Regions from separate parts of the Homo sapiens genome. Here region 1 is linked to region 2. Evidence: chromatin loops called from intact Hi-C (ENCODE). Cell type or tissue: Caco-2. All regions are shown on one strand.

Region 1 (4,000 bases), 78 kb after region 2:
AGAATCATTATTATTATCCCCATTTTACATATTTGAGAAGACTGAGGCTTAGATGGTTAAATGACTAGGCACGTGGCAAAGCCAGATGCGAACCCAGATTCATCTGCTTTTTTAACCTCCATATAATATGGCTGGAATTTCTGGCCCTTCCCCCAAATTTAGAAAGGATCTGTTCATCTTTTCCAGAAGGCATTTCTTAGAACTAAATATTTTTACAATAATAATGATGTGAATTTTAAAAGAAAATACTCAGCTTTCACCTACCCCACTGACATAGGAGTTTTTACTTTCCTCTATTCCTTCCTAAACTTTAAGCATATGTACACATTGTGTAGCTATAACCATATAGTATAACAATTCTGTGTTTCTACTTTCTGTGCATGCAAAATATTCCATTGAGGTGAAGCACATTACTTGCCTTATTTCTGTCTTATTGGACATTCAATTTCAATCATTCCCCCTTTTTTTTTTAATAACTTCAACTTCTCCCTATTTGTTAGCCCTTTCATCTTGGCATATAAACACACTCTCTTCTCTTTTGTAGTACAATTATATCCAAACACTTCATCCAATCTACCTACTATTCTATCTCCTTCCTTCCCATTTCTGTCAAGTTTTCTAAATAAATATTCTTGGCTTAGAGACTCTACTTAATCACTTCTCATTTCTACCTCAATCTACTTCAATTTGGTTTCTTCCATCCTCTTGTCCACTCTCCTTAGGCAATCTCTTTTATGTGCGTATTACAACTACATCTTTGCTGGTGACCCACACCCAGACTTCTGCAAAGAATAGTCCAGGGATCAGGGGGCTGGGCTGAGGCTGGGGACCATGAACTTGTGGTGACACAAGTCTAAATGACCTGATGACTTTCTCCAGCAGTGTGCAACAGCTGAGGAGAGGTGGAGAAGAAGGTATGGCTAGAACTAATATCACTTTGGGCTTTGATTAACATAAGGAAGGACAAAGCTGGAGGGGAATTGAGAGTGTTGAGGAGTATGGGGAAGAAAACCCAGAATACAAGGTCATGATCAAAGAAAGTGGTGCAATGTGGAGATACGCCATTCTCAGTAAGCTGGAAGTGAAGGAAGGGAGGCTAGTAATGGTTGATTGGGAGAAAATGAAGGGTTCACAAAGAGCCTTTCTGGCAGTGATGCCCTCATCACAAGAACATGCCTCTCACAAAGGATCTCCTTCATCCCTCTCCAGAAGACAACAAGAGGAAACACACGAAGAAGTGCTTGGGGCAGATCCCTGGTTCCTGCTTCATGGATGTGAGATGTCCAGGATGCTCTACAGTCACAATGGCCTTTTCCTACGCACGAACAGTAGTTTCACATGTTGGCTGCTCCACTGTCCTCTGCCCACCTACAGGAGGAAAAGCAAGGCCTACAGAAGGATGTCCCTTTAGGAGGAAGTAGTGCTAAAAGCACCCTGAATCAAGATGAGTGGGAAATCATCCCAATAAACATATTTTTAATTTATTTTTGAAAAAAGGACAAGATTATGAGCAAGTGAGAAGGATAGAAGATTGTATTCAGAGAGGGGAGTATGATGTTTGAGATCTGACATGGGGCTCACAAGGACAAAGTGGATCCATGGGGGCGAGTAGCTGAGCTGAAGTGGAGTTACGGAGATCAGTGATCCACATAGGGTGACAGTGTGACCTGAAGGAGAGAGAAAGACTGGGCCACAAGGAAAAATCCTCAACAAATATAGGGAGGGATCAAGAGGTGAGTCAGCTCAGCTGCGGTGAGTGATAAGGCAGGATAGTACTATGGCACAGACAGAAGAGTAAACTTCAGAGGCACAAGCTGTACACAAAGATGAAGAAATACTGGTTTGCATTCAGGAATGGGGAGGGAGGCAGAAGAATGCTGAACCTCCCTCTGAACTCTGGGGTCTCCTCTTAGTCCACACAGGGAACTCCTTCCAGCTTCTTGAACATTCCATGCTTGTTTATCCCTGGTATTTTCTAGCACTCCCCATCTCTGTAAGGATCACCATTCCTTATCCACTTTCACAAGGCAGAAACCAAGGAGTCATCCTGGACACTTTCGCTTGCTTCCCCATCTGATCCATCAGCTCAAAATCTGTTACGTGTCTCTGGAATCCATTGATTTTTCTCCATCTCCACTATCTCAATACCAGCCCAGGTCCCATCAGCTCTTGGCTGGACTGCTGCAATGATAGCCTCTGCCTGGCCTCTCTGCTGCTTCTCTTCTCTCCCTCAAATCAGGTCTCCACTCAGCTACCATGGTGTTTTAGTGTTTTCACGTAGCTGATAAAGACTTACCCAAGACTGGGAAGAAAAAGAGGTTTAATTGGACTTACAGTTCCACATGGCTGGTGAGGCCTCAGAACCATGGCAGGAGGTGAAAGGCACTTCTTACATGGTGGTGGTAACAGAAAATGATGAAGAAGCAAAAGCAGAAACCCCTGATAAACCCATCAGATCTTGTGAGGCATATTCACTATCACGAGAATAGCACTGGAAAGACCAGCCCCCATGATTCAATTACCTCCCCCTTGGATCCCTCCCACAACATGTGGGAATTCTGGGAGATACAATCCAAGTTGAGATTTGGGTGGGGACACAGCCAAACCATATCATTCTACCCCTGACCCCTCCAAATCTCAAGTCCTCACATTTCAAAACCAATCATGCCTTCCCAGCAGTCCCCCAAAGTCTTAACTCATTTCAGCATTAACCCAAAAGTACCCGGTCCAAAGTCTCATCTGAAACAAGGCAAGTCCCTTCTGCCTATGAGCCTGTAAAATCAAAAGCAAGCTAGCTACTTCCTAGATACAATGGGGGTATAGGTATTGAGTAAATACAGCCATTCCAAATGGGAGAAAATGGCCAACACAAAGGGGTTACAGAGCCCATGCAAGTCTGAAATCCAGCAGGGCAGTGAAATTTTAAATCTCCAAAATGACCTCCTTTGAATCCAGATCTCACTTCCAGGTCATGCTGATGCAAGAGGTGGGTTCCCATGGTCTTGGGCAGCTCCACTCCTGTGGCTTTGCAGGGTGGAGCCTCCCTCCTGGCTGCTTTCATGGGCTGACTTTGAGTGTCTGTGGCTTTTCCAGGCACATGGTGCAGGCTGCCAGGGGATCTATCATTCTGGGGTCTGCAGAATGGTGGCGCTCTTCTCACAGTTTGACTAGGCAGTGCCCCAGTAGGGACTCCGTGCGGAGACTTTGACTCCACATTTCCCTTCCACACTGCTCTAGCAGAGGTTCTCTATGAGGGCCCCACCCCTGCAGCAAAACTTTTGCCTGGGCACCCAGGCATTTCCAGACATCTTCTGAAAACTAGGTGGAAGTTCCCAAACCTCAATTCTTGACTTCTGTGCACCTGTAGGCTCAACACCATGTGGAAGCTGGCAAGGCTTGAGACTTCCACTCTCTCTGAAGCCACAGCCCGAGCTCTACGTTGGCCCCTTTTAGCCATGGCTGGAGTGGCTGGGACACAGGGTACCAAGTCCCTACACTGCACACAGCATGCGGACCCTGGGCCTGACCTACAAAACCACTTTTTCCTCCTGGGCCTCTGGGCCTGTGATGGGAGGGGCTGCTTTGAAGGTCTCTGACATGGCCTGGAGACATTTGCCTGTGGTCTTGGGGATTAACATTAGGCTCCTTGCTAACTTATGCAAATTTCTGCAGCCAGCTTGAATTTCTTCTCAAAAAATGGGTTTTTCTTTTCTACTGCATTGTCAGGCTGCAAATTTTCTGAACTCCTATGCTCCATTTCCATTTTAAATTGGAATGTTTTTAACAGCACCCAAGTCACCTTTTGAATGCCTTGCTGCTTAGAAATTTCTTCCACCAGATACTCTAAATCATCTCTCTCAAGTTCAAAGCTCCACAAATCTCTAGGACAGGGGCAAAATGCTGCCAGTCTCTTTGCTAAAACATAACAAGAGTCACCTTTGCTCCCATTCCCAACAAGTTCCTCATCTCCATCTGAGACCACCTCAGCCTGGACCTTATT
Region 2 (4,000 bases):
CTAAATTCACCTGAGTATGCCTCTAATCCCAGGTTGTTAACCAAATCCTGGGTGGAGAATGGTTTGGGACAAGCAGGCAGATCCAGATAATACTGTCTGTAATCTGGGCACCGATCCTGAGGAAAGTGGCTGCCACCAGCCTGGTTTCCCTGCCTTGCACTTTGCCTTTGCCTTACCCATGGACAGTGGATGGGGCAGCCTTCCTGCCTCCTTTTCCACTCTGCTTGCACTCCATCCAGGTGTGCTCTGGCACTGGCCTCCACCTGCTGCTCTGTGCTGTCAGCCTCTGGCATCTGCAGGTCAGCCACGGCCAGGAGGGGCCGGGGCGGAAACCGCCTGCCGAGGGGTGCTGTGTAAATCACCATGACAGGCTCCTTTCATGCCTGCCGGCCTGGCCTCCTTTCTTTCCCAAACCCTCTTCCTTTCTGTTTATTTTTGTTGCGGATTTATTAGACACACAGTTAAGTGCCCATTTAGCTCTGCAAACTGTCATCATGCCTGCTTCATGATTAAGATCATTCACTCACAAAAGCCTTTAAACATTTTTTTTAAAGAGGGTGGGGGAGGCATGGGGGACAGGAGAGGAGGAGGAAATAGTGCCCCAGGTTAGTGAGGAGGCCAAGAACAACCGAAACCCAAGCAGCGGCCTCTCCTGTAGCTCAAGAATGTAACAAGGGCCCTCACAGTTGCCCTGAATTTACCCTGTTTGTCAAGACATGTATCATCGCTCCTGCAGGATTCTGAGGTCTAGAGTTCTTCTTTGTCTGGGCTGCCAGAGAGCAGACGGTGTGGGGCGGGTTCAGTGGCTGCTGTGCACCTGCTCGAAATGGTTCCCAAGAACCTCTGGGCATGTCAGGCCAAATCTGTGCCCCTTTGGGATCCTCAGTCAATTTCCTCAATCCAAACTCTCTTGGTTTTCCCAGGGCTTCCCTCCTTCTGGTGGCATCTCTTCCCAAGCACCTGGCTCCTTAAACACACAAATTGCTCAGCTGAAAGTAGCAAGAGTCCTAAGTGTGGTGGCTCACGCCTGTAATGCCAAACACTTTGGGAGGCTGAGGTGGGAGGACTGCTTGAGCCCAGGAGGCTGAGGCTGCAGTGTGCTGTGATCATGTCACTGCACCCCAGCCTGGGCAACAGTGCAACCTTGCCACACACACACAAAAGGTAGCTAGAGCCTGGTCCAGTGTCATTTTAATGCATGTAGACTATATATCAGGCACCAGAACAAGGAAGTTCTTTATATCATCACGTTTCATCACCTCAGCAGCCCTATGCAGTAGGTCCTATTACTGTCTCCATTTCAGAGGTGGGGAGACTGAGACTTAATGTGGCTAGGTAACTTGCAGAGTTATCAACACAGCTGGGAGGTTTTTTATCCTTATATTGGGCCTGTGCTTACCTCCAAGGAGTCTGAGTTGGCCAAGCCTGATCTCAGAGCAGAGTGCCGAGGCAGGCTGACCCTGCACCCCCCAGCATGGGTGGGTGCCCCTGCCCCTACACTGCTGTAATGGGGCCATCTCTCACAGCCTACTCTCACTGTTTAGGGTGCAGTCCTCCCCTCGAGTGTGAATGATCAAGCCCTCCATCCACTCACCTGTACTAGCAACAAGTCTGGGTTCCCCGCCACCTCTTTGGTTGTGTATCAGGGGGTCAGGAACATTTGAGGGCATTGGAGTGTGTTGGCACGTGCACTGACCTTGGGAGGGGTGCCAGCCTCTGGAGGAACTTGGAGGGTGAGCCCCCATCTGAAGCACAGTAACAGGACAGCGTCCTCACTGTGGTGCAGCAAGCCTCGCTAGGGTACATGGCTTCCCACATCAGAGCAGGAGGGGCACAAGTGGAAGTTTGAACCTCAGTAGATGCTCCTGGAATGCCAAGTCCTCTGTCCAAGCTGCAGATGAGGATGCTGCCCCTTCTCAGCCATTGTCGCAGTGACCGCTGAGGTCTCAGTAGCCTTGGGGCCCTGGCTCTGGCCCCAGGATCACTTGGCTTCTGCTCCTTAAAGGCCCGGAGCTACTCTTCCTTTCGCTGCTCCCCCATCTCTTTTTCTTCTCTGGTTTCTCTTTTGGCATTTCTTTTTATTTGCAGTGTGTTTTCAATGCAAATAAAGTCCATAATATGAAAAAGTTACTATGAACAGAGCATAATTACACACATACAATGAACAGTCAAAACAGATGTTCCACAAGCAAATATGAACCAAGAAGGAGTGTTCATTCACCCATACAGAAGCTTGGGATGTGTTGGAGCTGGTTGTTTTGTATTGCTTTCTAAGGATGGCAAATATTTGCTTTTGTTATCAAAGGTACTATGCTTGCTGGGCCCTGGAACACCAGTGCGTGGTCATGGGAATCAGAGACTTCAATGGGTGCATATTTCTAAAGGCTTTTGCCCTCGGAGGCAGCTGTAAAAAACTTTCCAGAATTGAGCCAATTCTAGACTTAGTGGCAGGATCTGACTATTTAAAGCATCAGCTGATATAGAGTGCTCCAAAGACAGCTAACTTTATTCATAAAGGTGAAAAAAAGTATTTATAGACATAGCATACCAGAATTTTTGGGAGGTGAGTTTCCAATGTTCAATTTACTTTATTTTTGACATTTTGAAAATTAAATAAATCTTTTACAATTTTACATATATTTTACATATGTTGAAATAAAAAGCTCTAATTTAAAGTTATTTGGGGTCATATTCCTGTAGCTAAAAGAATCCAGCCCTCTTTTGGTGAATGGGGATGTGTGAAAGGAAATATCTAACTTTTGACCTTTTTAACACATAAACCAGATTTAATAACTAGCCTTAGACTTTGAGTAGCTTCCAGTCCATCATTGCCCTGGCACATGTCAATTACTTACAGCAAGTTAAATGCAAAACCCTAGAAAAGACAATTTAGTTCCCAAGAGAACAGTAAAGGCTTAGCAATGGAAAACTTTAGAGCACATGAGCACTAAATTAGCATTGCTGAAACAATATGAAACATGGAAACTTTTCATATTATCTAAGACTTTTATAAAGCCTTATAGATTTCATAAGCCAAAGTGAAAACTGAATCTCCATTCCACATCCTATTCTTTTACTCTAGATCAGAGGAAGTCTTCTGATTTTTATTCCCAAGACAGAGCATTTAGATGTCCAAATTTCCTGAGCCATATTTAATAAATTTACATCTCCTTTCAGTCTTGAATGAAAAATTCCATTTGCCTGATTTGTCATAGGCATCCACCATCCAATTAAATCCCTCTCCAATCACATTTGGGATTCTCAATATTTTCCTAATCATATTTATGTCAATAAAATTAAAGTGTGTGACGCCTCCATCTTTGTTCTTTTTGCTCAGGATTCCTTTGGCTACCCAGGCTCTTTTTCAGTAGCAAACGACTATTAGGATTGTTTTTTCCATTTCTGTGAAAAATTTCATTGGTATTTTGAGGGAGAATCTATAGATTGCTTTGGGTACTGTGGTCATTTTAATGACATTAATTCTTCTGATCCATGAGCATGGGATGTCTTTCCATTTGTTTGTGTCCTCTTCAATTTCTTTCATCAATGTCTTGTAGTTTTCCTTACAGAGGTTTTTTTTTTTTTTTTTTTTTTTTTTGCCTCCTTAGTTAAATTTATTCCAAGGTATTTTATTTTATTTTTTGATAGCTATTATAAGTATTGTAAGTGGGATTGTCTTCCTAATTTCTTTTTCAGCTAGTTCATTATTGGTGTATAGAAATACTACAGATTTTTATAAGTGAATTTTATATCCTGCAACTTTACTGAATCTGTTTATCAGTTATAAGAGGTTTTTGGTGAAGTCTTCAGGGTTTTCTAAATGTAAGGTCATGTCATCTGCAAAGACGGACAGTTGCCTTTTATTTCTTTCTCTCATCTGATTGCTCTGGCTAAGATTTCAAGTACTTTGTTAAATAGTAGTGGTGAAAGTAGGCATCCCTGTCTTGTACCAGTTCTGAGAGGAAAGGCTTTCAGCTTTTCCCATTCAGTATGTTGTGTG

The links. Hi-C counts contacts between places; a loop is a spot of excess contacts. Peaks named below come from ENCODE experiments on the same cell type or tissue, not always from the same donor. Only the 100,000 strongest peaks of a DNase experiment are listed, where the experiment ranks them.
Region 1: a loop joins it to region 2, with 6 times the contacts of the local background. A loop is called at or near these places in 1 of 110 quality-filtered maps.

Annotation. Positions count from the first base shown.
Region 1 is chr11:129,536,697-129,540,696 of GRCh38, forward strand. It overlaps the pseudogene RPS27P20. Among named protein-coding and RNA genes, the nearest start is that of LINC01395, 79 kb to the right of the region's middle. In Caco-2, no CTCF peak of the experiment used is centred here; a DNase peak (open chromatin) is centred at 1,765.
Region 2 is chr11:129,458,614-129,462,613 of GRCh38, forward strand. No RefSeq gene overlaps it. Among named protein-coding and RNA genes, the nearest start is that of BARX2, 85 kb to the left of the region's middle. In Caco-2, no CTCF peak of the experiment used is centred here; DNase peaks (open chromatin) are centred at 328, 668 and 2,348.